Linked DNA regions of Mus musculus: all the other regions are linked to region 5. A link is a loop called in an ENCODE intact Hi-C map of the cell type or tissue named here. Cell type or tissue: heart. All regions are shown on one strand. Each heading gives the region's core, and the rest is flanking DNA. Links, peaks and the distances in the headings are about the cores only.

Evidence for each region. Hi-C counts contacts between places; a loop is a spot of excess contacts. Peaks named below come from ENCODE experiments on the same cell type or tissue, not always from the same donor. Only the 100,000 strongest peaks of a DNase experiment are listed, where the experiment ranks them.
Region 1: it touches region 5 in a loop (5-fold over the local background); 40 of 42 quality-filtered maps call a loop at or near these places.
Region 2: a loop joins it to region 5, with 4 times the contacts of the local background. A loop is called at or near these places in 22 of 42 quality-filtered maps.
Region 3: it touches region 5 in a loop (2.9-fold over the local background); 10 of 42 quality-filtered maps call a loop at or near these places.
Region 4: a loop joins it to region 5, with 4 times the contacts of the local background. A loop is called at or near these places in 4 of 42 quality-filtered maps.

The regions. Positions count from the first base shown.
Region 1 is chr11:100,980,097-100,986,571 of GRCm38, reverse strand. No RefSeq gene overlaps it. Among named protein-coding and RNA genes, the nearest start is that of Cavin1, 13 kb to the right of the region's middle. In heart, for the core only: a CTCF peak has its summit at 764 (motif pointing left); a DNase peak (open chromatin) is centred at 3,001; H3K4me3 peaks cover 788 bases; H3K27ac peaks cover 947 bases.
Region 2 is chr11:100,887,803-100,894,277 of GRCm38, reverse strand. It overlaps Stat3 (signal transducer and activator of transcription 3), which reads left to right. Exons shown (of 24, transcript NM_213659.3): 18 at 62-114; 19 at 293-387; 20 at 474-613; 21 at 992-1,204; 22 at 4,350-4,392; 23 at 4,688-4,800; 24 at 5,518-6,475. The coding sequence ends at 5,573. Among named protein-coding and RNA genes, the nearest start is that of Stat5a, 32 kb to the right of the region's middle. In heart, for the core only: CTCF peaks have their summits at 2,755 and 2,960; DNase peaks (open chromatin) are centred at 1,627, 2,789 and 3,577; H3K4me3 peaks cover 261 bases; H3K27ac peaks cover 2,745 bases.
Region 3 is chr11:101,006,950-101,013,333 of GRCm38, reverse strand. Atp6v0a1 (ATPase, H+ transporting, lysosomal V0 subunit A1) reads right to left here and starts at 3,893. Exons shown (of 22, transcript NM_016920.4): 1 at 3,770-3,893; 2 at 1,397-1,577. The coding sequence starts at 1,513. In heart, for the core only: a CTCF peak has its summit at 2,702; a DNase peak (open chromatin) is centred at 3,893; H3K4me3 peaks cover 2,779 bases; H3K27ac peaks cover 2,292 bases.
Region 4 is chr11:100,968,042-100,974,289 of GRCm38, reverse strand. Cavin1 (caveolae associated 1) reads left to right here and starts at 3,673. Exons shown (of 2, transcript NM_008986.2): 1 at 3,673-4,300. The coding sequence starts at 3,824. In heart, for the core only: a CTCF peak has its summit at 1,687 (motif pointing right); DNase peaks (open chromatin) are centred at 3,609, 4,479, 4,989, 6,209 and 2 weaker places; H3K4me3 peaks cover 3,639 bases; H3K27ac peaks cover 3,617 bases.
Region 5 is chr11:101,055,514-101,060,513 of GRCm38, reverse strand. It overlaps Atp6v0a1 (ATPase, H+ transporting, lysosomal V0 subunit A1), which reads right to left. Exons shown (of 22, transcript NM_016920.4): 21 at 4,909-5,000. Among named protein-coding and RNA genes, the nearest start is that of Naglu, 12 kb to the left of the region's middle. In heart, for the core only: CTCF peaks have their summits at 211 and 2,434 (motif pointing right); DNase peaks (open chromatin) are centred at 113, 1,553, 2,453, 3,383 and 1 weaker place; H3K4me3 peaks cover 500 bases; H3K27ac peaks cover 4,899 bases.

The DNA.
Region 1 (6,475 bases), core at 589-5,588, 75 kb after region 5:
GCAGAATACTGGCTTCCAGACAGCTAAAATGAGGGTCTTAAAGCCCACACCCACAGTGACACACCTACTCCAACAAAGCCACTCCTACTCTAACAGGGCCACACCTTCTAATAGTGCCACTCCCTTGGCCAAGCCTATATAAACCATCACACAGTCCAACCATCTGTAACTACAGTTCTAGGGAACTCTACGCCCTCTTATAGCTTTTGTGAACACTAAGCACACACATAGCACACAGACATACATGCAGGCAAAACGCTTATACACATTAACACTGAGAGAGGAAGGAAGGAAATTTAATAGAAATTTATAATGACCAGCCAACTGGAAAGTTGGTGAACAGACTCATAAAAAACTTTTTAAAACTTTTGTATATGTGTGTATAGCATGTGAGTACAGGTACCTGTCGAGTCCATGGGGCTGGAGCTACAGGCAGTTGTGAGCCATCTGACTTGGGTTCTGGGAATAGAACTCTGATCCACTAGAAGAGTAGTGAGTGCTCTTACCCTCAGAGCCATCCCTCCTGCCCCTAGACTTAGTAACATTTAGAAAACTTTGGAGAAACTCAGAGAAAGAGGTGATTGGGGGCACAAGACACAACCTGGGGGAAGGAGCAGATTGAGAGTGGGGGCACAAGACACAACCTGGGGGAAGGAGCAGATTGAGAGAGAGCACCGCAGTTAGGAATGTATTCTGCTCTTCCAGAGGACTGTGTTGGATTTTCAGTACCCACATCAGACTGCCTGCAACTGCCTGTGACTCCAGTGCCCTCTTCTGGCCTCTAAAGGTACCTGAACGCACATCTCCCCCCACCCACTTATAAATCGTATATACATCAATAAAAAATAAATCTTTTTTGTTTGTTTGTTTGAGACAGGGTTTCTCTGTGCAATCTGGGCTGTCCTGGAACTTACTTTGTAGACCAGGCTGGCCTCAAACTCAGAAATCCACCTGCCTCTGCCTCCCAAGTGCTGGGATTACAGGCATGTGCCACCACTGCCTGGCCTAAAAAATAAATCTTAAGAAAGAAAGAAAGAAAGAAAGAAAGAAAGAAAGAAAGAAAGAAAGAAAGAAAGAAAGAAAGAAAGAAAGAAGGAAGGAAGGAAGGAAGGAAGGAAGGAAGGAAGGAAGGAAAGAAAGAAAGGAAGAAAGAGCCTCAGGAATAAAAGAAGTATCTTCATAGAAACTTGAGACACAGCTGGGCAGTGTGGCCTACGCCTTTAATTGCAGCACTTGAAAGGGAGAGACAGGTATCTAAGATTTGAGTTCCAAGCCAGCCTGGCCTACAAGTTAATTTTTTTTTTTGAAAACTCTGTTTGTTTATTTATTTATTTTTATGTATGTGAGTGCACTGTCACTGTCTTCAGACATACCAGAAGAGGGCATCGGATCCCATTACAGATGGTTGTGAGCCACCATGTGGTTGCTGGGAATTGAACTCAGGACCTCTGGAAGAGCAGTCAGTGCTCTTAACTGCTGAGCCATCTCTCCAGCCCTACAAGTTAAAATTTTTTTTTTTTTTTGAGACAGGGTTTCTCTGTGTAGCCCTGGCTGTCCTGGAACTCACTTTGTAGACCAGGCTGGCCTCGAACTCAGAAATCCTCCTGCCTCTGCCTCCCAAGTGCTGGGATTAAAGGCGTGCGCCACCACGCCCGGCACAAGTTAATTTTTTTAACTTAAAGTTAAAATTAAGAGCTCTTTGCCCCATCTACTGCGAGAATGAAACCATTCTCAGCAATCACAGGAGTAAGGTCTTTCTCTCTGTGTGTGTGTGTCTCTCTCTCGGTATGTCTCTCTCTCTCTCTCTCTCTTTCTCACACACACACACACACACACACACACACACACACACACACACACACACACTTAATAAATGTTGCCAGGTGGTGTCAGCCCTTACCTTTTAATCCCAGCACCTTTGAGGCAGAGACAGGTGGACCTCTGTTAGTTCAAGGCCAGCCTGGTTTACAGAGTGATTTCTAGAACAGCCAGGGCTACACAGAAAAAACCTGTCTCAAAAACACCAAACCAAATCAAACCAACCAAACAACCAAACAACCAAACAACCAAACAAACAAAACCCTGAACATCAACCTCAAACCAAAAAGCAAAACCAAACCAACCAAACAAAAGAATGTGCTCTGCCCTTCCAGGCTTCAATTCCCATACCGGCACTGGGCAGCTTACAGCATGCCTTGACTGAAACACCCTCTTCTGGTTTTTATACGTATTATCAAAGACAACAAAAGGAATGATGGTTTCTGGGCCCTTCCTGTGCATCTCCTTGCAGTCTGACTCCACACAAGTCCCTTTACCTCCGTGCTTCAGTGTCTACCGCTCAGTAAGGACTTCTAAAAACAGGGCTACACAGTGGGAAATTGTGTGGAACCTTCTGGAGAACCATGGCATGCCAATGTGGCACGCACCTAACACTCTTGCTAGTTTTTACCTGGTTCAGAGTATTTCCCAGAGACCTTGTGACTTCTTTTTTCAAATTAAGACTTACCCTAATATGAAAAAAAAATTAAAAAATGTTTAAAATTGTAGCACCTCCCCCGCTTCCCCAAATCATTAATAAAAGGCAGTTCACAAAGCGGGGGAGGATTGTGCAGCACGTGGAGCCAAGAGGCGGCTCGCTTCCAGTGTATGATACATATTTACATTAATAACGGCAAGGAACATAGCTACCTTTACTGGATAGCTGAACTTCCCTGTTAGGACTCCAAACATGCTGTCAAAGTCATTTTGCAGCAGAACATAGGATCTGCCGTCAAGTTTCTAAGACATGGAGACAAGGCCTGCCTTTCTGAAAAACACCCCATCAAACAGGTGGTGATTTCTTCCTCAAGATGCAGCTGCGCCCCAGAACTTTACCCAGCGTTTGGTTCTCAATGGAGGGCTTACCAGAAGAGGCAAGAGAGGAGATCCAGAAAGGGCTTGAGTTGCCTTGGCCCAGATAGTGACAGGCACACTCACTGCTGCACCAGAGCGCCCTCTGGTGGGATAATTTAGAGCTGAGCTGGAAGCTGGTCCGCCCCTCCCGCAGGGTCGCTCTGGGAGACCCTCACTCTCCTCTAAGGCGGGGTCTGGGCCGTGCTATTGTTGTAGTAGGGTCTTTAGACACCTCGAAGCTGGTGTTGCTACCCTCCCAGAAGCAGAAGAGGAGCCGATGCGACTCAGTTCTTGACTTCCTAGATTGCCTGTTGATCACTGAGTACAGCGTTCTCTGGTTAAGATATTTAAGCCCTGTGCTTATGACTTACCGCTAGGGCTGGAGGTTCGTTCAGATCCTTTAATAGAGAACTGGTCTAGCACGCACCAAGGGATCCACTGCCCAGCGTTAACGCGATGGGGTAGCACACACCTGTCATCCAACGCTGAGGAAGGAGAGGCAAGACAATCAGGAATTTAAAGCCATCCCAGACTTCACAGAGAAGTCGAGACCAGATTGGACTAAAGGAGACTGTCTCAAAAGCAAGCAAACAAAACTTAAGGACTTGCAATTGTTCTGTATGATTTTATGCTACCAGATAGTGAGTTTGGTTTGCTTTAGTGGTGCAAGAGGGTTACCGTGGGGCGGGGCAGAGGATTGATTTTAGGATCTCAAGTGTTCCAAGCAAACACTGTATTGTGATCCCGACTCTCTCTCTTCTGCCTCCCTCCCTCCCTCCCTCCCTCCCTCCCTCCCTCCCTCCCTCCCTTCCTTCCTTCCTTCCTTCCTTCCTTCCTTCCTTCCTTCCTTCCTTCCTTCCTTCCTTCCTTTTTCTTCTTTCAATAGACCGGACCTTTACTAACCACCTTAACCTTCAGTGGTGCTGCCGCCGTTGCTGCAGGTAGACAAGCTGAGCCTGCTGCAGGGTCTAACAAAATAACACTGCCAGGGAGGAGCTGGGAGAGTTCACATCCAGTATCTTGTGTTTGCTTTGGTTTGGGTTTTATTTTTGTTTTCCGTTTCTCTGTGTAGCCTTGCTGGCCTGGAACTCACAGAGATCTGCCTGCCTCTACCTCGGGAGTGCTGGATTAAAGTCCTGTACCACCACTTCCTGGCAACATCGAGTATCTTGTAGGAAACAATATGAGAAGGTTTGAGAAGTGGTGTGCACATAGCAAAATGGTCCATAAACTAGCCTGGAGGGCTTTCTACTTCCAAATCTGGGACAATGTGAGCAAGCATAAATCGATGCTACTGGTGGACGTGAAAGCAGGCCTGTAATGGATAGAGGAGGAGGAGGAGGATTAAGAATTCAAGCCTAAAGGGGGCGGTGGTGGCGCACGTCTCGGCTATACAGAGAAACCCCGTCTCAGGGGAAAAAAAAAAAAAAAAGAATTCAATCCTAGCCTAGGCTACAGGAGATGTAACACACAAACAAAATAGTGAGAGTAAAAATAAAATTATACATCATTAAACAAAATAGTAATTCGAAAGTCTATAGTTTATATAAGTCAAATAGGAGATAGAGAGAGAGATTCCCTTGGAGAACATCAATTTGGGTAGAGAAGAAATAAAATGGAACTAGAGATTTACCAGTCTAAGGCTGGAGAGATGGTACAGTAGTTAGAACACTTACTGCTTTTTGTAGAGGACCAGGGCTCCATTCCCAACATCCATAAAGTAGGTCACAAAAAGTTTCAGAGGATCCAACAGGCAGGCATATGGTGCACATACATGCATACTGTCAAAACATTTGTACCCACAAATACATAACTACATATAAATAAATAAATATAAACTTAAATAAAAAATTATCATTGAATAGCTATCATAGAACTCAATAATTCAATCAGAAAATTCAATGCATTCTTAAACTAATGAGCAGAAGTTTATTGGGAAATTGAATATTAAACTAGTCATAAAATATTGCTCTGGAAAAAAATATTTACAGTTTATAAGAGAGATAAGGAGTCATTTCCTACGGGAAATCTGGCTGGCAGATGGCATCCTTGACCCTGAAGTGACCAGGGTTAACTGCTGTAGTAATGGGCAGGTCACATATTTTGTCTACCTGGGAAAAGGAACTCAGCTTCCCTCTTTCCGCTGTCCCTGCTGTGACAAATCCCCTCCACCTAATCTCATGGGAACTTGGGCAACATTTTCAGAATGAGTGTCCTATAACCTTCAAAAGGTCTGCTATCAAAGTCAAGGGCGGAATGAGGAGCTATTGCCCCAGTTGAAGGGAGCCCTTTAAAGAGGCAGTTATCCAGCTGAGGGGTGTATCTTTGGGGCTGAAGTGCTTACCTACCATGCATAAGGTCTGGGGTTTGATTGTAAACCAAATGTATAACTCACATCTCAACTTCCAGCACGGAGGGGACTGAGGCAGATGGACCTCTGTGAGTTTGAGAGCAGCCTAGTCTACATAGCTAGTTCCAGGCCAGTCATGCTACATAGAGAGGCCCTGACACGAGAATTTTTTTTTTCCTGTAAATTTAAACATTTCAAGAATGAAAACTTTTAGCTTAGATATGGTGGGACTCGCCCATGATCTCAGCACTTAGGTGGAGGATCAAGGGCTCAAGATCATCTTCAGGGTCATTCTGAATTTGAGGCCAGCCTGAACTACTTATGACCCTGCCTCCAAAAAAAAAAAAAAAAAAACTTTTTTTTTTGTAGCCCACCCCACAAAAGCTTTTAAAAAAGATACTCTTTTCCTTTTATTCTGGAGATCCTAACTATTGAATATTTGTTTATGCTGAATGACATCCACCTTTTTGAAGCATCTAGTTTTTCTTCATTATCTATTGAAACAAGTTTCTCTCTCTCTCTGTCTCTGTCTCTCTGTCTCTGTCTCTCTCTGTCTCTGTCTCTCTCTCGATTAGATAATCCCAGGCCTGGAACTCACTATGCAACCCAGGTTGACCACAAACTTGTAGTAATCCTCCTGCCTCTGCCTCCTGGGAGCTGGCATCATAACCATGAGTCACCATATCTAATTTAAAACTTTTGCCAGGTAGTGTTGGCACACACCTTGAATCACAGCACTCAGGAGGCAGAGGAAGGAGAATCTCTGAGTTTGAGGCCAGCCTGGTCTACATGGTGAGTTCCAAGACAGCCAGGGCTACATAAAGAAATCTTGTCTGGAAAAAAACCAAACCAAATCAAACCAAACAACCAAACAACAACAACAACCACCCACTGTCTTCTAATTTTTGTGCATTTCCTTCAAGAGACTATTAGGCACTCTAGTGGTACATAGAGATCCTGCTTCTTTGAGGTACCTTTCTGGTTGTCAAATGGTTACTCCGTCACTCAATCACTTGTAAGCCATCCAATGTTTGGTGCATAAGTATCTACATAATTCAATGGCTTCTTTCCATTTCAGCCCAAGGGGAAACCATTATATCTTGGAAGCCACATAGGGGATCCAGGACCAGAGTGTGAGCTAACTGCCCTTCCACACTAGTCAGAGCCCCTGGGACTCAGGAATATGTGTCTTGAGGGAAACGTGAGTCACTCCGCCAACGCACAGCTGGACTC
Region 2 (6,475 bases), core at 722-5,721, 170 kb after region 5:
AATTCTGCTTAAGAAATAGCTTTGGCCAAGGCTGAAATCCGGTTGTTGTTTTCTCTTCCAGGGCCTGGTGTGAACTACTCAGGGTGTCAGATCACATGGGCTAAATTCTGCAAAGTAAGTGATCCTGTTGATTCCCTCAGTTAGGAGGTAGGTGTGGGGTGCCCAGGACCCCTTTCTCCAGCAGCTGTCAGGAGCTGCCTGAGGATAGAGGAACCTGAGGGTGTAAGAAGGCTCTGGCAGGAAAGAGCTGGGGTGAGTGGTGGTGGACTTGCTTTCCCATTCTTTTCTCCAGGAAAACATGGCTGGCAAGGGCTTCTCCTTCTGGGTCTGGCTAGACAATATCATCGACCTTGTGAAAAAGTATATCTTGGCCCTTTGGAATGAAGGGTAAGGTTAAACTCTGCAGTAAGGCTGCCCTGTGTAACGAGTCACCTACTCCCAGCAAGCCCGTGACTGGTTGTCCTTGGCTGCAGGTACATCATGGGTTTCATCAGCAAGGAGCGGGAGCGGGCCATCCTAAGCACAAAGCCCCCGGGCACCTTCCTACTGCGCTTCAGCGAGAGCAGCAAAGAAGGAGGGGTCACTTTCACTTGGGTGGAAAAGGACATCAGTGGTAAGAACGCTTGCCTCCTGTATCACTTGCTCCACCTGCTGGCCACTGGCAGCACCCGGCTACTTCATGTTCTGGGTACTACTGCCCCCTGAAGGGCAGAGAGGGCCTGTGCCTCCTGAAGAGGTGGCCTGCCAGTTTGTCCTGTTCACTCATTTGGCTAACATTTGTGTAGAAAAGTGTGATTGAAATCTTACTTCTGTACTCCCTTTCCTGCCTACCCCGTTAATACATTTGCGGCAGGTGTTTTTGCCTATGAGCCAGCTGGATCTCTACAAGCCCGCCTGGATATTGCCTCAGTTCCAAGTCACTGGGCAGGGCATTCAGAGTCTCCAGCACTCACTCCACTGGCATAATCTCTCCTTCCATGGTCCGTGACAGGCAAGACCCAGATCCAGTCTGTAGAGCCATACACCAAGCAGCAGCTGAACAACATGTCATTTGCTGAAATCATCATGGGCTATAAGATCATGGATGCGACCAACATCCTGGTGTCTCCACTTGTCTACCTCTACCCCGACATTCCCAAGGAGGAGGCATTTGGAAAGTACTGTAGGCCCGAGAGCCAGGAGCACCCCGAAGCCGACCCAGGTAGTTGTTGACTTTCCATGGCTTTGCCTTCCTTCCTAGTGAGAAAGTACGCATCCTTGGAGAGACAAGGACATGGCTGAGTATCTTGTGGGAGCAGGGCTTGGTGATTCCTTCTTTTGGGAAAGAGTGGTTTATTGGGTTCCTTGACAGGGTGACTAACTCAGGATTCAAGAGGAGGACAGAATCAGCCCTCAGGGAGCTTGGAAGTCTGAAGATGAAAATAGTATCTCTCCCTCTTCCTCTCTTCTCCCTTTCCATCTCCCCCTCCCTCCCACCCCGCCACTTTAAAACACTAGAAAGAGAAATGAAGGCAGGTCTCTCTGGTGCTTCTCCAGTCAGTGGGTTCCAGAAGACCCGAGACAGATTTGAGTCCAGCATGCTTTGCTGTCCTGAGTGAGCAGTGCCAGGAGTCTGAAGAAAGGCTTTCTGGGGCAGTGGCTGTTGGCAGCCTGGGGCAGAGCTGACATCAAGCTGGAGGTGTTGATGTTCCAGAGATGATGACTGGAGGGAATGTGGACTTGGCATTTAGAAACAAGATGCATCTACTCTGTGGGAGTGCGTGTGGCTGTAAATCAGCATTTCTCAGCCTTTCACGGAGCGCTTAAGACTATAGGAAAACAGAGATTTCCATTATGATTCATAACTGTAGCAAAATTACAGCTATGAAGTAGTAAGAAAAAGTAATGTATGGTTGGGGTCACCACAACATGAGGAGCTGTATTAAAGGGTCATAGCATTCAGAAGGTTGAGAACTGCTGGTATAAATTATATGAAAAATAGAAATTATGTTGTGTTAAGTCTGTAGTGTCTGGGGCGGTCCCAGTGTAAAGAGTCAGAGGTGTCTGGTCTGAAGCCATTTCAAACTTGTTGCATTGACGCTTGCCTCTGTCCTTATGCTGGTGAGGAGTCTGGTTTTCTAAGACTGTTGTTGATCATTGCACATGCTGAGCTCCGAGGTGCCCTGTGTGAGCCGGCCTCCTTGCTCTGAGGTGCCCTGTGTGAGCCGGCCTCCTTGCTCTGAGGTGCCCTGTGTGAGCCGGCCTCCTTGCTCTGAGGTGCCCTGTGTGAGCCGGCCTCCTTGCTCTGAGGTGCCTTGTGTGAGCCGGCCTCCTTGCTCTGGTGTTTTTTCACCAACCGCTTCTGTTCACATAGCACCTGCACACAGCTTCCCCGGCTCTGCCCACCATTCTTGGAGGAGTCGCTTGTTGACGGTTACTTTCCTTTCCCTTTGTTCTGCTGTTGAGTTCTCTTCATTCTGTGGAGGAGTTCAGCTCTCACTTCCTGTCTGTCCCTTATCTCTGCTTCCACCTTGCCTTCAGTTGGAAGATCTGTTTATCAGTCCCTCTCACACTGGTCTTTGTTCTTTTCACAGAGGACTTTGAAGTCCGAGCACTGATCCTTTTGACTAATTTTGCTTTCAAGATCCAGGCCCCTGGTCAGGCATCCACCTCCATCACCATTCCTGTGTAGGCTGCCCAGAGACATTCCTCAGGGGCAAGGCCTGGGCATGAGAAAGGAGCCCACTGCCTGATGGGCTTGCCTGTGAGCCTAGGGAGAGTGCACTGGGGGCTCCGGAGCCCGATGATGGAAGGGTAGGGGGTTCAGATGATCCCCTTAGGGAGGTGAGCCTGTATGTCCCTGTCCTCTGCCCCTGCTACAGGAGTATTGCAGTAGAGACCTCCCCGGAGCCTCGTCCTGGGTCTTCCTTGTCTGTCAGGAGGCTGTAATATACCCTGTGCTCCTCTGGAGGGATTTTGAGCAAGTTCACCAGGCAGCAACAGGATGTTCCTTCTCTCTTCCATCTCCAGTCTGTGTCCCGCACTCCTACCTCGGGCCGGGTCAAAGAATATTTCTCTCTTGACCACTGGAGAATGAAAGTCTTCTCTTCTCCGCTCTAACTTATTGTGTATGCATGTGTGTTGGGGGTGGTCCTTGTTGGAGGACCTTGAGGGTGTCAGCTCTCTCCTTCTACCATGTAGCCCCTGAGGACAGAGCTCAGGCTTGGTGACAGATGACTTAAGCACTAAGCCATCTCCCTGATCCCCTCTGTCTCTTTAAGGTGACAGTTCTCACTCTAGAGACCTTTTCTAGAACTGTAGGCAGCACAGTTGCCTCAATAATTCCTTTGCTTCTGTGCTGAGTTAACCTGTTTCTTGGCCACAAATGAGCTTGCATATTCATCTAAGAGCACTTTCTAATGGCTTCTCCCAGGGGTTTGTCTTGCTGGATGCTTGTAAGCCCCAGTGTTCTGTCTGTGCTTTTCTTAGCCTACCCACACAGCCCCAGGCCCGCTGCGAGCATCATTAACTGAACCCCCAGGGCTTCATGCCAGTGTCCCCAGGGCTTCCAGATTTCTTGGCCTAACATTTCAGTCCTCACATTTCCAACATAAACGGCAGAGATGGAAGACAGCCAGTCCTGTCTCTTTCTCTGTCCCACACATGAAAGAGATGGCGCCTTGGCCAGGTTTCCTGGCTGTTGCACATGTTCTCGGACCTGGTGTCCTGTCTCCCAGTGGCTGGGGTATGTTTTCCTGATTGGAAGTGGCTTTGGAGCCTCCAGCACGTAAGCATTTAGTCCTGTTGGTGTCTGGGCTGGTCACCAAACAGGGAAGTCAATTCACAAGTGTGACCAGGTCACAGGAGAAGCCTAACGCTACACAAAGATGGTTGGTCGCTCAGGCAGGGTGGGGAAGGATGCACAAGAGTTGGCGGTAGGCCGGGCAGTGGTGGTGCACACCTTTAATCCCAGCACTTGGGAAGCAGAGGCAGGCGGATTTCTGAGTTCAAGCCCAGCCTGGTCTACAGAGTAAGTTCCAGGACAGCCAGGGCTACACAGAGAAACCCTGTCTCAAAAAAACAAAAAACAAAAACAAAAGAGTTGACGGTAGGCTGGGTAGAGGTGGGGCAGGTGTCTCTGCAGAAGTCTTTGCAGCTCAGGAAATTCTATGGAAGAGATAGAACTTCAAACTGCAAGACTGGATGGCAAGCAGCATGTGATGAGGGAGGACAGCCCTAAGAGCTGGACTGCGGTGTCTGGGCAGTTTCTGTAAGGTTGGCTCACGCCGTCTGGGAGAGGCAGGAGGATTCCTCTTGCATGTTCTCAAAGCAAGTCACAATCTGTTAAAGCCCGGGTTTCCTCTCTGCAGGTGCTGCCCCGTACCTGAAGACCAAGTTCATCTGTGTGACACCGTAAGTGGCCGCCCTTCCCAGTTTCGCATTCATTTCTAGTGTCCTAGTGTGCTCAGTTGTCCCCAGGAATAGGGAGGACATGGGGTGAGAGTTACCGTGAAGGGCTGGTAGCTGCTGGGCTTGTTTAGTGCTCAGAGTGACCTTGTGTGTTTAAAAAGCTTGAGTTTTTATTTTTTCTGTTGGAGACCAGAGTTTGATGGCTTGTGTGTGTGTGTTTGTTCTTTTTTTTTTTCCCCCTCCATTGTGTCTTGTCAACCTGGCCCTTCCCACTCCTGCCGTCCCCCCTTTCCTACAGAACGACCTGCAGCAATACCATTGACCTGCCGATGTCCCCCCGCACTTTAGATTCATTGATGCAGTTTGGAAATAACGGTGAAGGTGCTGAGCCCTCAGCAGGAGGGCAGTTTGGTGAGTGTTTGGAGGGTCAGGCCCCATTGATGCTTGCCTGTACAGAGCCAGGGCCTGCCATCCACACTGGTAGAAATCGGCTCTAGAGCTGGGTGTGGTGGCCCAAGCCTGAGGCAGAATGATCCCTCCCTGTGAGTTCTGAGGCCAGCCTGGTCTATAAAGTGAGTCCAGGATAGCCGGGGCTCTATTACACAGAGAAACCCAGTCTTGAAAAAACAAAACAAAACAAAAAATGGCTCTAGGGCCATGTTCTGCTGTGGAAATGATACTCACACACATGCAGTTTCCCAGTAGCCACAGTAAAAGCAGTAAGAGACTTTGACAGCTTGGGTAAGCAGCAGCGGCACTTCAGCATCTGAGAAATCATGGAGCTGTCCTCCCCTGTCCCGCCTCCTCTACTGAGTCTTTGAAATGGAGTGGCTTTGATGCCTTTGATTTAGGCTAGTCTCAGGTGGCAGTGTGTGGCTAAGGCTACCACACCCAGGGCAGCCTCAGACCCCTGAAAGAGAGAGTGAGGGCTGAGGTGGAGACTGTGCTCTTCTGGGAGGGCAAGGCCCTCCTGTGAGGGGCAGGAAGTCTGGCTTTTCTGACCTTGTCCATGTCTGAAGGAACAGGAGACTGGTGGTTCCTGAGCCCTGTCCTCGTACAGAGGGATGAGGGTTTGTGAGTCGGCTTTAGTCAGGTGGCTGAACTGACACTCTCTGTGTGTCTCTGCAGAGTCGCTCACGTTTGACATGGATCTGACCTCGGAGTGTGCTACCTCCCCCATGTGAGGAGCTGAAACCAGAAGCTGCAGAGACGTGACTTGAGACACCTGCCCCGTGCTCCACCCCTAAGCAGCCGAACCCCATATCGTCTGAAACTCCTAACTTTGTGGTTCCAGATTTTTTTTTTTAATTTCCTACTTCTGCTATCTTTGGGCAATCTGGGCACTTTTTAAAATAGAGAAATGAGTGAGTGTGGGTGATAAACTGTTATGTAAAGAGGAGAGCACCTCTGAGTCTGGGGATGGGGCTGAGAGCAGAAGGGAGCAAGGGGAACACCTCCTGTCCTGCCCGCCTGCCCTCCTTTTTCAGCAGCTCGGGGTTGGTTGTTAGACAAGTGCCTCCTGGTGCCCATGGCATCCTGTTGCCCCACTCTGTGAGCTGATACCCCAGGCTGGGAACTCCTGGCTCTGCACTTTCAACCTTGCTAATATCCACATAGAAGCTAGGACTAAGCCCAGAGGTTCCTCTTTAAATTAAAAAAAAAAAAAATAAGAATTAAAGGGCAAAACACACTGACACAGCATAGCCTTTCCATATCAAGGAATACTCAGTTAACAGCCTCTCCAGCGCTGTCTTCAGGCTGATCATCTATATAAACCCTGGAATGGTTGCAGATCAAATCTGTAAAAGAGATCCGAGAGCTGTGGCTTGGCCTCTGGTTCAAACACAAAGGCTAGAGAGAACCTAGATATCCCTGGGTTTTGTTTACCCAGTATGCTTGTCGGTTGGAGGTGTGAGGTAGGCCAAGGGCACTGGAAAGCCTTTGTCATCACCCTACTCCCTCCCCAACCCAGACTCCAGACCCTGTTTCAGGGTCAGCCTGCCCTGTGGGTGCCTTACTGGGCCTAGGGTCAACCTGCCTTCCTTTCCCACTTGACCTTGCTGGTAGTATGTCCCCTTCCCATGTC
Region 3 (6,384 bases), core at 1-5,000, 47 kb after region 5:
GAACTCACTGTATAGACCACGCTGGCCTCCCAAGGACCTTGAGGGGATTGGAGATGTGAGTTATCACGTCCAGCTTTGGTTTTTACGCTTTTGTTTTTGAAAGAAAATGACAAGTGTATTGACCACAGGGAGAGCACAGGGGACGGACGCAGTAGTACCAAAAGAACCACCTGCTGGCTAACTTAAGAGCTTGCCAGCTCCAGAGCCTGTATTAGTTAACCCTGCCCCTTTCTGATCACTCTTGTTTAATTCACGAATTCATTCCAACCAATCAATGTGGATACTTTATATAGGCACCCAAAACACAAAAAGGTATAAAAACAGAGAATGAGCTAGACTCCTTGGGGCTGGGATCATTGAGGAGGGACGGTAATCAACTGTTCCCATTGATAAATGTGAAGTCATGACCATTATTATAAAATCTATGAAAAGTCCCTGGAACTCTGAGCCTGCAGGATCTGAGTCTGGGACACTGTGCCACACGCCTGACTACCCACAGCCTCCAGTCCTGTGCACCGTGTCTTCTTGCTCATATTATAAACTCCCAGAGCATATTTTTTAAAATATTGTCTGTCCTTTTAGTTTTGAGATCCTTTTCCAAGTATCCAAAAACAGCGAATTATTAGCATATGCTTGTTTACATACTATATATATATATATATAAGTTTTGGTGATGTACCTAGATGTCTCAGATTTCGTTTTAATTTTTTTCTTTTAGATCCTACTGTATGGGAAACTACAGGGTTCTTTGTTTTGTTTTGCTTTTTGTTTTAAGTATCAGGCTGTAGTGTTAGGGAGATGCAAACAAAATAAAAAATTTCTACCAGCATTCCTAACAACTTCCTTAAGAGTAGTTCAAATAGTTTTCTTTTTTCTCCGGGACAAGGTCTCATGTAGCTGGCTTCAAACTAACTTATTATGTAGCCAAGGACGGCCTTGAGTTCAAAACACTGCTCTTCTACCTCCGAAGTGCAGGGGTCACAGGTCATTTCCCATCATGCTTAGTTTTTTGTTTTATTTGAGTTTTTTGTTTCCTCCTCCTCCAAGACAAGGTCTCCCTCTGTAGCTCAGGTTCATCACCTCATTGCCTCAGCCTCCCGAGTACTAGCCATATAGAGATGAACCACCATGCCCAGCTTAAGATAATTGTCCAAGGAAAAATGAGCAGAAACCATTTCTATCTCTAGAAAGACAAGAGACAACCTGAGCTTCCGTCTAAGCCAGTGCTAAGCCAGTGCTATGCTGTTACTTTGCAAATAAAAAAAAAAAAAAAAAAAGAAAACCCTCAAGATAAAGCCATTCAACATAACAAACAAAATCGGTTCAATCAATGGTGCTCAAAAAAAAAAAAAAACCAAAACAACAACAACAAAAAACCAGCTTTACTTTCACTTACATCCCGAAATTGGACCTTCCCAAGCTCTCCTAATTCACTGACACAGCAATAAGCAGCTTCAGACTGTAGAAATAGCTGGGCCAGCGTCATCTCCTCACTCCGGAAAAGCTCCCCCATGGTGGCGATGGTAGTTCACTCCAATCCGAGGCAAGAGAGAAAATGACTTGGCTTGAGAATTAACCTATAGGACCAAGAATAAACAATACCCTAGGTGAGATTCTTATCTTGCATGCCCCAAGGGGAAGTCTTAACACTCTTGCTATCTGGCTCAGAAAGGTGCAAAAGAGAAATTGCCAAAAGCAGTTACTAAATCCCAGACGAGAGAGCCTAGACTAAGAGTCATTTCCTTTGTAAGCAATGCAAGGAATCAGGATGGACTGACAGTGTTTTGGAGCAACACAATACAAAAGAATATATGCAGAATAAGGACAGGAACCGAGAACCCCAAAAGCTCTTTAATATGAGGCTCACACTACCTGGGGGTCTGGTTTTATTTTGTTTGAGACAGTGTCTTATATAACCCACAGCCTGCCTCAAACTCAATATTAGTGAAGGCTGGCTTTGAACTCCTGATCCTCCTGCCTCCCATCTGTTTTTGTTTTTCTTTTTTTCCCCCATACAGGATTTCCTCTGTGTAGCCTTGGCTGACCTGGAACTCACTCTGTAGACCAGGCTGACCTGAAACTCACCCACTTGTCTCTCTACCTCTGAGTGCTGGCATAGTGAGCCACCACCAATGGCACTGCCTCCAGCTCTTTAGAGCTGGGATTACAGGGATACACCAACATGCCCAGAGCTTTTTTGTTGCTACTGTTTGCTTTTTCACACTTGACACAAACTTTCCTGCTAAAACCCTCTTCTTTGTTATTTCATTTTGTTTCTTGGGTTTTTTGTGAGCAGGAAACAATAAAAGAGATTTTAACTACCCTCTTATATAAAAGATGTGACTAGCTGTGACTGCTTCCCCTCTCACTGACAATGCCCACTTCCAACATCTAAAATGTCCAGCACTATCTGAAAGCTATGGCTAAAAGGATCAAGCTTCCAAACTCCTGGGAAAACAGTATTCCTCTTCTAAGGAACTCCAACATATTAACATCATTTTAAAAAAAGACAAAGGAGCCCACACAGCTTAATTTCAATTCAGGCATGACAGGAAAACGTTGGTAATGACAAAGCACTTTTAACAAGCCGGAGGAAAAGCCTTCCACCTCTGCAGCTTCCTGCGACTCATCCCCATCCTCAAAGACAACTGCCTTCTTCTATCTGTCAAGTCTCTCCTAGGAGCCTGAAGGCTTCCGTTCAGGTCAGCAGCTGGCGCTATCAGTGGTACTGAAAATGCAATTATTTATTCGCGATAAGCTCCCCGCTCAGCTTCGGTACAGCAGCATCTGCAGTATCTATCCTCAACAGATCATCATGCACTGCATCACTTTTAATGTCGTAACGTCATGCAAATTCCATGTTAATCGATAGATAAGACTGATGTTTCCGAGAAGATTTGCCCTTCGGGAAGGCAGGAAGACATTTTGAGGAACCCGAAAAACAAATCCTTTCGGCATTAGGTGTTCAAGGAGAGCAAAATAACACACTCGACTAAAAGCAAGCATTTCTCAAGAGATTATGTGGGTTGACTTAAGAATATGAATCACCCACATAAGCTATAACCAGTCCTTTCCACCTTGAACGAGGATAGATGCCACAACCTCAAAATAAATGAAATCATGTCTGACAGGCATAGCTGACAGGGCTGACAGGGCTGACAGCCTCCAGTGAGTTACCGCCCTCCTCCTGTTCCTTCATGATTACAGGCCTCTCCAAGACTATCTCTACCCCCACTGAAACCAAACACAATACGAATTTGGAAAAGCGGTTTCCAGGGGTCGCGAAATGAAGTACGAAGAAAGTAATTCTGCAAAAGGGTGATCCAAACCCAAGGTCCTCCCAGGAGGACTCTCGCTCGGATTCTCCAATCCTCCCTTTCTAGCAGGGAGCATTTGTCGTTCACCTCTTCGTTTCTAAGCTGCACAGTGAGAGCGCAGAAATTTTCTGGACCAGGCATAACCTGTCTCCTGGTTAGGGAAGAAATCCCCAAATTGTAAGACCCTTTAAGAAATCCCCCCAGATCACTCTGCCTATCCGATCTCTTCTGTCCTTTCGCCTCCTCCTCTCCCGGGTCATTCCTGAGCAGTGGCCCTCCAGTTCCTCTGCCCACAGGAAGGGTGTCCGAAGAGGGAGATGAGCCCCCCATATTTTTCTCAGAGACCTAAGATCCTGGCTAATTCTTCTGACAAGCATCCGAGGTATCCGAGTGCGCTCCACGTCCCCTCGAAAGCCACTCGGGGAAGCGCTCTTTCTACAACCCCAGCTCACCTCTCGCCGGCTCCGCCGCCGCCGCGACCGCAGCCGCCGCAGCAAAGCGACCCCGGCTCAGGCTGAGCAGAGTCGCCGACCAGCGTACGCAAGCAAGGCTCCGCCCCCACGCCACCGTCGAGTCCCGCCCCCGAGATGATTTCATCTCAGTTGACCAATAGGATGCTGCCTCTCCCCTGCTGCCGCAGTGCAGAGTCTATGGGGCTCGGGCGAGTCCTGGTGTGCAGTCGCCATCTTTGTTCCGGCGTTGTGATTTCTATCCCAGTTTGGAAGTCATCTGGGCTGGGCGTGTGACTTTTGAAGTGTTTGCCTTTTGAGCCCATCAGAATCCTTTCTCTCTATTATCCTCGGAGCAAGGTTACCTGCCATCTCTACTTTCCAGAGAACCAATTCACAACTTTTTCTTGGAGAAAGCAGCATGAAAGAAATGGGCACATTATAGAATGATCTGAGAGCTTGAAGGGAGCCTCAAAGCTAGTCTTCTTTACGTATACGCATCCTATGTCGTTCTTAGACCTCTGAAAATATTTGAGCCCCAGACTGGAGAGCGACTTAAGATAAGTCCTATATTAGAGACATAGGATCTCGTCCACTTACAAAGTATCGGATTCATTCTTCCAGCAGCTACCTAGGATTTACACTTATCCAAATTGGAAAAAAAAAAAAAATCCCCGGAAGACCACATGTTGACAAAGTAATTATTTTTATCTTGCTTACTAGGTTTCTGTGAACCCATCTGACCACGTAGGAGTTTTCAGTTCCTCATATATCTTTTGAATGCAAAATAATACCTACCTTTTTTTTTTAAAGCTCCTTTTCTAAATATTGATAGAGTCCTTTCCCCCCAATTAAAGAAGAGTAGGGAGTCAGCAGAAACATCAGGAGGAACTTGGAGAACTGGTCAGTCAGTCTCTGTGGGTGGCGGAACTCATTGAGATTCAAGTGTAGTGAAGGAGGTATTTCGGATTTAAAAAAAAAAAAAAAAGCAACTTGTACTGATAATTTTTATCTGCTTGGCAGAAGTATTACAAAACGTGTTTTGTGAGCCCGAACAAAATGATGGACACAGTGAACATTTTATTTGAATTTTTCTACTGCACATGGTAATTGAAGGTATTGCTTCATTACAATTCTCTCGAGAAGCAGCATTTCTGAGACCTAGGCTTTACGGTTTTCACATTCTGAAGCTCCTTCTACAGGCAGGGACCCACAATTGAAATCCTGCCAAGTATTTCACAATGACTGTCACTTCCTTCCTCGTAGACTTAGAAAAAAAAAGCTAACCTCAGAGTCAGCTGCTTCCTAACCGCAAACAAGTGTTTCATACACTACCTGTAAGAAAGCCTATCCCGGACTATAGTTCACTTGAGTTGTTTCTACACCCCACGCCGTGGTTTCCCTGAAAGTACATCCTCTTAGAGGTCCAATAATAATAATAATAATAATAATAATAATAGTTATTATGGAGGTCAGAGAACAACTTAGTGGGAGTTGGTTCTCTTTAACCCCGAGTTACCCAGGAATTGAACTTGGGCATCAGGCTTGTCTGAAATACTTTAACCTGTTAAGCTAAGACTTTCTTCTTCTTCTTCTTCTTCTTCTTCTTCTTCTTCTTCTTCTTCTTCTTCTTCTTCTTCTTCTTCTTCTTCCTTTCATCTCCTGCTAGACATCTTTCCCCAGTGTTCATCTATTTTCTTTCCGTGCTCTAATCTTGGCCATCTTGCCTCTCACTAATTTCAAATGTCTATGGTTTGGGATTCATGTCTATTTTTCTATCCTCCACCTTTCTTTATGGTCAGAGAGGGCATTTCTGTCTGTTAGATGATACCTCATGGGTAATATATTTGTTGAAGTCTACAACTGTGAGACAGTATTAGGTACCACAGATACGAAAATGGAGCAGATACATTTCCCATCCAAAAAAAAAAAAATATCTTGAGAAGTACATTTCAATACTTGGGGGTGGGGGTGGGGGTATATGGCTCACACCTGTAGTAAGCCTAGTAATTTGGAATGCTGACGCAGGAGGATTGCCTCCTAGTGAACACCAGGCCGAGTAGATCAACAAAGCATCTAAAGAAATTGCAGGGGAAAGAGGTGAGTGCAATAATTAACACTGTACTATGTGCCAGCAAGTTTCCGCTATGCTTTGTAAATACAGACTCCTTTACCTATCACAATAACCCTAGGAGGTAGATATACCCCTTGATCAGAGGACGTAGCATTATCCAACAAGATAAAATGTAAATGTTTTTGAAGCTGGGGGTATGGCTCAGAGATAAAACACATGCTTAACCATGAATGAGGTTCAAATTCTAAGCATAGAAAAAAAAAAAAAAAGTAAAGAAATGCTGTTAGGTCAGGTGTACTGGTGCATTGTTAAGCACCGGTAGTCTACTGAATGTGGAAAGCAGAGGCAGTAGGATCATTGAGCCCAGAATTTCTAGGGTGGCTTAGGCAACAGGGTGAGACCCAATCTCACAAAGACAAATACAAAGCCAGGCGTGGTGGCGCACGCCTTTAATCCCAGCATTCAGGAGGCAGAGGCAGGCAGATTTCTGAGTTTGAGGCCAGCCTGGTCTACAAAGTGAGTGTCAGGACAGCCAGGGCTATAC
Region 4 (6,248 bases), core at 1,249-6,248, 87 kb after region 5:
AAAACCTTAGGAAATATTAACATTTCAAAAAATATATATATGTATATATAATATGATCTTTTTGTGCACAAAATTTCTTTCTTTTCTTTTGTCTTTCTTTCTTTTGAAATAGGGTAATATTGGTTGGCCTGGAACTCTCCTGTGTAGACTAGGATAGTTTCAAATTTATAGACTTTTCTGTCTCTGCCTCCCAAGTGCTGGGATTAAAGGTGTATGTTACTATGTTCTCCTCCTCCTCCTCCTCCTCCTCCTCCTCTTCTTCCTCCTCCTCTTCTTTCTTTCTTTTTAAAGACTTATTTTATTTTATGTAGATGAGTACACCATTGCTCTCTTCAGACACCCCAGAAAAGGACATCGGATCCCATTACAGATGGTTGTGAGCCACCATGTAGTTGCTGGGAATTGAACTCAGGGCCTCTGGAAGAGCAGTCAGTGCTCTTAACCTCTGAGCCAACTCTCCAGCCCCCTTCTTTCTTTTTAAAAGAAAAATTGGGTCCTGCTATTGTAGCCCAGGCTGGCTTCCAACTCACAAACATCCAGCTTTAGCCTCTCATAAGCTCAAATTGCAGGTATATATGATTAAGCACACACGTATGCAGAAATGTGCCGTAGAAAATTCCCCAGGAAAATACTAACAGTGGCTTTCTGGGAGGGAAGACTAATAACTAGGATAGGAAAAGAAGTACAATTTCCTTAGTGGTTATGGTGGAGCATGTCTGCAATTCCGGTACTCCGGAGGCCGGTGCAGGAGAATCACCATGAATGCGAGGCCAGCTGGGCAAGACCCTATCTCAAGGAACAAAAATAGCTGGGCATGTTGGTGCATGCCTAGAATCCAAAAGAAAACAACAAATAAAATGGCTTCATTCCGCTGTGTTACTTACTTGCTTGTACTATTTGCAATCTGTACCTTGCCTGTTGAGTAATGTAGCTTGGGGCTGTAGGGGAGTTGGCAGGTAAAGGTGCTTGCCACCAAGCCTGATGATCCGAGTTCGATCCCAAACTTTCAGGCTACAAGGAGAAAACTGACTCCCAAAAGTTGTCTTCTGACTTTGCGCGTGCAAACCTGAACACACACACACACACACACACACACACACACACACACACACACACCTTTTTAATTTTTTGAAAAGATTTATTTGTTTAGTGCCTATGAGCATTCTCCTTGCATGGATGTATGTGCACCGTGTGCTGGCCTAGGGCTGGCGGAGATCAGAAGAGGACACCAGATCCCCTAAACTGCAGTTATGGATGGTGGTCAACCACCATGTGGATGCTGGGAACTGAACCTGGTCCTCTGCAAGAGCAGCAGTGCTCTTAACTCATGAGCCAACTCTTCTGTGTGCCTTTTGTTTACTTGTGTTTGGGGACAGGGTTTCCCTATGTAACAGCCCTGACTGTCCTGGAACTTGCTTTGTAGACCAGGCTGGCCTCAAACTCAAACTCATACCACCTGCCTCTGACTCCCGAGTGCTGGGATTAAAGGTGTGCACTACCATGCCCCATACTGAAAATATAGGAAGAGAAAGAGTTTGAAGGTCCAGTAAGGCTTTCTCCTGACATTCTTTTTTCTTAAAGCATTATCAGTTCTTAATAGAAAAAAAATTTAATTGCTATAATTTCCTTAAATTATTTAATTATTTACTTATTTAGTGTGTGTGTGTGTGCAGGTGCCAGTGGAGGGCAGAAGAGAGGACATCGGATTCTCTGTACCCAGAGGAACTGTGGTTATTGAGAACCACACTTGGGTTCTGTGTAAGAGTAGTAAGCACCTGTAACCACTGAGCAATCTCTCCAGTCCCCTTTTTTTCTTTTCTTCTCTCTCTCTTTCTCTCTCTCTCTCTCTCTCTCTCTCTCTCTCTCTCTCTCTCTCTTTCTTTCTTTCTTTTAAAAAGTTGGTAATCTGCCCATTGTGATGGTTATAAAACATGTAGTTTATTTTGTTTGTTTGTTTCCCCATTTGTTTTGTTTTTGAGACAGGGTATCAGTGTATAGCTCTGGCTGGCCCAGAACTAGCTATGTAGACCAAGATGCTGTCGAACTCATAGACATCTGCCTGTCTGCCTTCCAAGTGCTTTGATCAAAGGTATCCCATCACACCTGGCAAATATTCAATTGTATGCAGAAGTTCACTCTTTTTTTTTGTTTTGTCTTTCAAGACAGGGTTTCTCTGTGTAGTCCTGGCTATCCTGAATCTCACTATGTAGACTAGGCTGGCCTCGAACTCAGAGATCTGCCTGCCTCTGCTTCCCAATGGCTGGGACTAAAGGCGTGCGTCGCCACTCTCGCCTGAGGGTCTCTCTTCTTTAACCTCAAGTGAGAAAACCAATTGGTGTGTTGGGGGATTGCTGTTTTATTCAGAGGTCCCTAAAGTTCTATACCCTATATGGCAATCTGCTCCACACGTTGGTGAATTGATTGATTAGATCGACGACCCTCGAGTCTCCACAGAGCAGCGTTTAACTTAAGGAGGGTGGGCACCAGACTAGAAGTGACCTTTTGCCGAGAACCCATCCAGGCGGGGAACCCCAAGCCTGGTTTCCTAATCAGGGAAAAGGTTTTCAGTATCTCTGTGGGAAAGGGAATTGGGGTGGCTCCAGGGATTGCTGAGGGCCTGTGTCTAGAGACACAGGGCAGCCTGTGTCTCTAGACGTCTGTGCTAAGGACTTTTCTGCGCCTGCTCAGAACTGCCAGCTCCTTGGTGTTCAGCACCATGAAGAAAACTGTTCGCTTCCCCATTCGGTAGTACCGCTATAGTTGCCCCAATTCCTGCCCCAGGGAAAGGTACTGAGTACCGGTGGAGTTCAGAGACCTGGAGCTAAGAACAGATGGCAACAGTAACCTGGAGTGAACCCTGGAGAGCCACCTGCCTCCTCTTGGCCTTCTTTTCTCTGCTAGGTAAAGAGATGGGGTTCCGTGATCTCCCTGAATGCTCACCTAATATCCGAGAACCCAAGGGAAGAACGAGTCCGACGCTCACATTCTTAGAATTAGCTAGATATCTGCTGGAGGGGGCCCTGGGAGAAGTGACCAAAAGCTTTTACTTTATAATTTACTTCTCGCCTTAATCATGCCCTGTCCTTACAATTCTAAGAGAAACCTAGAGGCCCTTTCTAGGCCGTCACCCTTTCTGTCATTTCATCTCTTCCCTCTCTCTCACTAACAACCCCACAAGATTTGGGGGACAGTGGTAACTCAGTGTATAGATAGACGATGGGGGCAGACCCCCAAATCTTTGAAAAAGATTGTATAGGGCAAGGATCCTCCAAGGACATGAGGCATAGACACAAACTACTCGTTTACACCCAATTCACGCGCCATTTGGACCTCAGCTTGATCTTAAAAGGCTGGAGTGGGTTTGTGGGTGAGGAAAGAGAAAGAGTAGAGCACACTCCGAAGACCTAATTCCTTTCCGCAGCTCACATTCCTCTGCCCCAGTCCCGCTGCCGCAGCCTCCACTGCCAAGGGGGGCCCTAGACTCCCGCTCCAACTATTCCAACCATCCTGAACAGGGTGGGGCGCCCAGCTCTTGGGTTCCCCTCTGCTGCCCCTCCGGGGTTGGTCTCCCCTCCTGCCCCGGTTCCTCCCTTTCTGGGGTGGGGCCAGCCAATGGCCGACGGGACTCCGGGTTTGGTCTAGGAGCCGGGCAACTCGCAGATTCCCCGCCCCACAGTTCTGGCTAGAGTCCCGGTGCGCACGGACGTGGCTCGAGTTTCCTCCGCTCTGGGCTCCTGCTCGCTGTCCAGTCTCTCGCTCCTCCTTCTCTCCCGGTCTCCCGCTCCAGTTCCACCCGGTCGGCCCCGCACGGCTCCGGGAAGCCATGGAGGATGTCACGCTCCATATCGTTGAGCGGCCGTATTCCGGATTTCCCGATGCTTCCTCAGAGGGCCCGGAGCCCACCCAAGGGGAGGCGCGGGCCACGGAGGAGCCGTCGGGGACCGGCTCCGACGAGCTGATCAAGTCGGACCAGGTGAACGGTGTGCTGGTGCTGAGCCTTCTGGATAAAATCATCGGCGCCGTTGACCAGATCCAGCTGACCCAAGCCCAGCTGGAGGAGCGACAGGCGGAGATGGAGGGCGCTGTGCAGAGCATCCAGGGAGAGCTGAGCAAGCTGGGCAAGGCGCACGCCACCACGAGCAACACCGTGAGCAAGTTGCTGGAGAAGGTGCGCAAGGTCAGCGTCAACGTGAAGACCGTGCGCGGCAGCCTGGAGCGCCAGGCCGGCCAGATAAAGAAACTGGAGGTCAACGAGGCGGAGCTGCTGAGGCGCCGCAACTTCAAAGTCATGATCTACCAGGTGAGCCCGCGGGGCGGACCGCGCCCAGAGCTGGGGTCCCGGCCTGGGATCCGGGTGGGGACACCCGGCCGAGGCTCGTCTCTCCGCCAGCCCGGCCTGGTGAGAGCGGTCAGGAGCTCCTCCCCCCTTCCTGTGAACCCAGTTGGAGTGGGGTTTAGGGAGTGGCAAACTCTTGGGGCTCACAGAGGGGCGCACCCTGCGCCTTCCTCTCCAGGCTCCTCCCCACGGTCTCTAACTCCTATCGGAAAAGTTAGCGGGCTAGACTTGGGAACGCTGAATGCTCCCAGCTTGTCTCTGTCAAACGCCTTTCCACTTGGAGGAAGTTTTTTTTTTGGTGGGGCGGAGAGAGGGAAAAGGGAGGGAATGCCCGAGGTCTCTGGTGGTCTCTGTATGCCCCTCTGTAAGCAGACACTAAAGGTGGGGCCCGGGACCTGGGGCCTCCGGCGCTGCGGGCCCGATATAGCGGGTGATTCAGGGCTCAGGCACGCAGTGGCGGGGGCGCCATGCAAGGGACACGATCGTCAGCCCCCCACACCCTATCCCCGCGCCCCCGCACCAACCTCGGCTACCCACGCATGTCCCTAGGCCGCGATCTGCCCCTGGCCTCCAGGCACTTTCAGTTCCCAAGGGTCTTGCAGTGCGCGGGCGCCCTTGGCGCCTGCTGGGAGCGGGTGGGGCAGGTAGGGTGGGCGTTAGGAGTGTAAGTGGGGCGGGTGGAGGTGGCGGTCTGGGCGCAGTGAATCACCCCACCCCCGCATGATTGCGGGGGCCATGTCCCGAGCTGTGAAGGTGCTGGTGGGTGGAGGCTGCCGCACTCCACGGGCTCCACCCGTTGCATTCTTTGCACCTTTCTGGGTTCCTCCAGCCTGGATATAACTGTGATATCTTAACCCCTAAAGCATCTGAGAGTCAGTGCAGTGCAGATTTGTCCCTGCGCTCCCCATCCCTGACCCCCTTGAGAGTAAGGCTGAGCTGAGTGTGGACTTAGTGCTCTTTCCCTGGGAGGGAATGTGCTGAGCTCTGCGTCCTCCTGCTTGGGCCTAGTTGATGCTTCTACTCCTAATAGGAGTGATGGTTGTAGGGTTAGTTTATGCTCCTGAAGGGAATGGAAACGTGCTCTACCTTCAAAGATCTTTGTAAAGGGGCTGTGATCACCAAGCTCAGAGACTTTCTTGATTAAGATGCCCCAGAGTAACCATGTGATGTGAGATGAGGACCTTCGCTTAGTTTCCCTAAGAGTAACCATGAGCGATGCAGATGGGACAGTGTCTGGGGAAGAATGGAGCAGACCATATTCTTGGAATCCTTGGTGGTAGGCCAGAGGCAGAGCAGGCCTGCTCCCAGCTCCTGCCTCTACATACTGCTGGGGTACTCTCTCAAGGGGCCTGCAAAAAGCTTTGCCCGGCTGGTGTTTACCCGGGGCCCCAATCATTTCAGAGGCCAAAGCAACCTGGGACATATAACACAACCCAGTCTAAAACAAACAAAAAAAGCTTTGCGTCTCCCATTTATAGCACCCACTGGGTAGGAGAAGAGTGTTGACTTAGAAAGCCATTTCCACTCAGTCTAATGCTTGGAAGCAGGAGGTGTGGGTCCTGTGGGTTGTTTTTGAGACCGGTGCGGCCCTTGCCACACAGGTGATGTTTAGGGAAAGAGAAGTAAGCTAGCTCGCTCCTTCTGTGCTTGTCACAAAGAACTTGGACAGGTGACTTTCTCATTAAATGGACCAGGTTGTGCAGTCTGGGGACATTCTCAACCTGGAGGTAAACCTCCCCAGGCTGAGGAGGGTGATTCTGAGAGAAAGGACAAGTGTTGAGTGGGTGGACGACTTCTCTGATGGGGTCATCCTCCTCTCTGATCTGTTCCAGCTCCAGCATCGGACAGTCATCACTATCTGACTAGTGTGGTGGGGTGGGGCATGCACTAGATGGCTTTGACTGTATCTGAA
Region 5 (5,000 bases), core at 1-5,000:
TCTCAGACAGATCGGCAGCCATCCCTGCTGGGCTTCGGGGCCTTTTCCTACTCAGAGGGGCAGGAAAACATCAGGGCTGCCTGCCTGCTTCCTCCCGCACACTCCCCTGGATGGCAGCCCAGCAGCCAAATCACCACCAAATATGGGCAGAACATGATTCAGAGCAAAAGGCCGAGCAGCAATGGAGCATAGTTTCCACTCGGGACCGTGTGACTCTTGCAAGAACATACGGGGATGGGACTGTGGTGGGCTCCAGGGGACAGGTGACAGACACTTCAAGGCCTCGAGACTAACCCAGTTCAGCTTTAGTTATCAACTGGACAATGGTGGGCAAGAGGTGGCCAGACACCCCTTCAGTTCCAGGGTGCCTGCCTGGGGACTGAGTGTCAGAGCTACAGGCTGTGCCTGTTGGGAGAAGTGGGGGGAAGCACAGAACTGATCGTAGGGTGCCCGCTCCCACATTCTACATGGGCAGGGCCCAGGCCCCAGGAGCTCCTGGGGAAAATGGAAGCCAGCAATAATGGAGCTCTGAGCTAAGAGGAGCTGCAAGATTCCAGGGTCAGGGCCCAGAGTCGCACTGTAGTGCTGGCTTCTAAGCCCTTTTTTTTTGGAGACAGGGTTTCTCTGTGTATCCCTGGCTGTCCTGGAACTCACTCTGTAGACCAGGCTGACCTCCACACTGAAATCCACTTGCCTCTGCCTCCCAAGTGCTGGGATTAAAGGCATGTGTGTGCCACCACTGCCCAGCTTCTAAGCCCTTTTTAAGTCCTAGCACAGAGCTGGCTCTGGAGGAGAGTGGCTAGTCTCCTGATCTCTCGCTCCCACGGGGTTTGAGTAGGCCTCATTCACGTGTAGCATGGGTATTTCCGAACAATGGAACAAAAGATGTGCATCTCTCTTTATTCTATACTCTTTAGCCCAAGTGTGCCATCACGGGTTCCCACTCCCGCCTCCAGGTCTAAGGACACATTCGGAACTCGGACTCCCTGGCTGGCCGATGGCAAAGTCAGACAATTCTCATTTCCAAACGGGGCAAATGGAGCCTGAGTTTTCCTTGGAGGATTAAGGGGTCCTCGCCTGGTCAGCAAAAGCCCTGCTTGCCTATGTTTGGCTTGAGCCATAAAAGCTCTGCTGTGTGGGCTGACAGACAAGGTCCCTCTGGTGCAAGGCTTCCCACCAGCAGGAGCTCAGGGCAGTCCTAACCAGGAACATCTTGGACCTTTTACATTTTCTGTTTTTTCCACAGTGTTTATGATGCATGTGCGCACGCGCACTCACGCACTCACACACACACACACACACACACACACACACACACACACACACACACACACACAGGAGGCCAGCATCTTGGGGTTATCTAGAGGTCAAATCTGACTTTACCTCCCACCCAGAGAGTCCTCACCTCAAGCTCCAAGTACAGAGATGGAAAACAATTTCCCTCAGGTCACCCCACCCTCTTCCCCGAGCCAGGGAAATGTGTGCTTCCTGAGAAAGTACAGATCTGAGGCTGCTTTGTGGGGTGAGAGGTGCTGACCCCTGCAAGCTCTTCTGCTGCTCAGCTCTAGTGAAATGAACCTCCCACTCAAGGGTATCAGGAGGGCAAACAGACTTCTCTGACACCTCCGCCAGCTTCAGCTCCTGGCAAAGGCCCTCCAGTCAGCCATGGGGGCGGGGCGGGGCGGGGCTGAGGATATTGCCTGCTCCTGCCATGGTCCCAGGGACCTCTTTTCAGGGCTGGGTGAAGGAGGAAGGGATTGTGGGGCCTCTTCCCTTGCTGGTGGGGTGTGGTGGAGGGGAACAGCTTTGGAAGAGGCCTAGAGCGGCTGCTTCTTGGGCTCTGCCTCCAGGGCTTACATTGTCTGATGGTTTGGACCTCAGGCAGCGCTGTCAGCCTGCAACTATCTTCCCAGGACTTTTTTTTCCCCCAGGCACCACACCATTTCTAAGGCCTACTCCCAGTTCTGTTTCATTAACCAGCATGGACACATATGGACTCCTGTCTCATGACAGCAGTCTTATGTTTCATCCTGATGGCTGGTTACAGCCAGATCCCTGCTTCCTGTCTAGTTATGGTGAGCATGAATACCAAGCGCATGCTACGTGGTAGGTGGGAAGAGGCACAACCCAAAAGGAAACTATATCTTCAAATGTCACTGACTTTATGACCTTCACAAATCTCAGACTAGTGGTTTGTGCTATCAAATCAAATCAAACTTAATTTAAGTGTTTTTCTTCTCAATCCCACCACAGAAACTCAGAACTTGTGTATCAGGGAAATGCCAAGAGACTGTGTGAGGCATGAAGATGCTTGTGTCTGGTGCCAGGAATCATGAGCGCTATCCCTGGACCATTTTGGCAAGCACCAGCTAGCTGTTCCATCTCTCAGCAAAGGGCTAGCACCTGCTCAGCTCCTTCTAGGTCTTGGCATACTTCTGAATTTGGCCAATAGAGGGCGCCCAAGCACCAATTAAAATTGGTGGTGCCCCATCTCAGCAGCCACCCATCCCTCCAAAGCCAGGGTTTTGAAAGGTGCAGGAGGCTTCCTCCGAGAGTCTCCTCTTCTACTCAATACTTATACTGCCATACAGACAAACAACATGAGACGCATACTACAAGCCTGTGCTCGCAGACTATGCATTAGGGCATTCAGATGCCAGCAAGCGCCTCCCATCCTCTAACCAGCCTAAGAAGTTTGTTTATGGGGCACACGCAGCCAGGTCTCTCTGTAGGGCGGTGGACTTTCAGCCATGGTCTATTATGGTGTGTCAGGCCATGTAGCAGACACTTAGCGTGTATATTATTTTCTGTTTCTCACAGTAACTTTGCCACATGGCTATCATCGTCTCTCTCCACACAAGACCAAGTCATGTTCAGAGAGCTCAGGATCAGCTGCCAGTGAGGGCAGTTTGTCTCAGAAGCCTACTTCACACTACCGCTACGCCTCCACGTTCCTTTAGGAGAGTGGAGGAAGGCACACGGTCACTTAAAGGCCAAAGGTAAGCCTGCAATCATGGACGTTCTGGCAATAAAACATAGCACCCCAAACTGCCTCAGCTCCTGATAAACATGAGACCCAGGGCCAGGCAACCTCCTCAGAACAGGGCGCCCCTGCCTTGTTGGTCTGCCTGATGGTTCTGATCCAAGCTTCATGGCTCCTCACCGTGCCCAGCATAGGAGGCAACCAGGCTTTAACACAGGCAGGAACTAATGAGAGGTAGGCGCTCTCTCCTCAGATCAGCTCTGGAGACACAGATGGGAACATGAAAGCAAAGGGGGTCAAGAGGACAAGAAAAAGTGAGTCACAGGGCGGGGGGCTCGTTACACAGACACTCCTTACTGGAGTGGCTGGGGAGGTATGCTGCGGAGTGGAGCGTGCTGGCTGATAAACTGAAGAGAGGGTGCCAAGCCGGCAGCTGAAAGCACGCAGCACTCCCAACCTCCCAGGCTTACAGTAAACAAACCACTGGGTGCAGAGAAGAGGAGCCAGGAGGAGAGGGCCGGCTCAGAGAGGGCCAGCTCAAGAGACAGCAGCTTCTGCTGACACAGCAGCACAGGCCTTCTAAAGCAGCTATGGAGGGAGGACTACAGCCCGCCTCTAACATGCAGCAAGTCTCCCCATAGCCTGGTACAGCCAGGCACAGGATCTTAAACTTGCAATGCAAGCCAGGAGAGGAAGATGAGGGTCACAGAGGCAAGGCTTCTCAGGTCAGGGCTGTGCAAAGCCCTCCTGGAACGGAGATCACCCACACCACCTCAGCCAGGGCTTTCTGAGTTTGTGATCCCTTCACAGTGTGGGGTCAACTAGAGCTTCCCAGGATGCTGGGATTAACCCTTTCCTGAAATGGGGAACACAGCACCAAGGGGTAAATGGAGCCCCAAAGAGGCAGAGTCTGAGGCAGGGCTGCTAGCAAAACACAGGCTTCCTGGCCTTTAGGAGAATTCATACAAAAATTATATTCACTATTTATCTGAAACTCAATCTAACTGAACATCCTGTATTACTAAAGAATTCTTAAATTACAGTTGCGTGTGTGTGTGTGTGTGTGGGGTGTAAGTGTACACATCTGAAGGCCAGTGGACAACTTGCAAAGGTTGGCTCTCTCCTTCCATCATGTGGTTCCAAGGGATCAAACTCGGGTCGTCAGACTTGATGGCAAATGCTTTAACTGGGCCACATCGCTAGACTTCTCTTGTATTGGTATTTGCTAGGCCTAGCAACCCTCTTTTGAACTCACAGTCACAGCCCAGCCTCTAGCTCCTCTGTTCCTGAACCATTTCTTCATATAGAGTCCCTAAGGGTCACATGGTACATTAGCGAACACACACCACGGCCCTACACACACACATGCGAGCACACACACACCACACCACCTTTGGAAAAGCTGCTTTAGTATAGCTAGCATCCCACCAAGGCAGCAAGGGGTCCAGTCTAGTGCTCTAAAGACAGGAGTCACAGGCCAGAACAAAACAGAAACACCCACACACAAAATGAACTCCTAGCTGTGCAGGGTAGTTTTTGCCTATAATCCTAACACTTGAAAAGTTGAAGCAAGAGAATTGTGAGTTCAAGGCCAGCCTAGCTATACGGTGAGACCCTGTTTAAACATCAAACAAACAAACAAACAAACAACAATAAAACTAGACCTGTTACCACAACTCCCTCTCCACTCTATAAGCACAATTGGAAGCACTGAGGAATACTGAAGCAAGGAGCAGGTCCTTTCCCGGAAGCCATGAAAAGATGAGCTGGGCTTTCCTGTGGCCCTTCCCTGTGCTAGGAAAGTGGGGGAGGGATGTGCGGTGAGAGCTGGAGGAGGGACAGACTTCTGGTGCCAAGCAAGAGGACTGTCTACTCTTTGTGAGCAAAGGCGTGGCCTGCCCCACCCCTGGCCCCCTGCCACTCACCAGTGTAACCGCAGCGCGTGGAGGAAGGCCGAGAGGCCCTCCATGATCAGCAGGATAGCCACGGTCAGCGTGGCAAAGGCGGCGAAGATGAA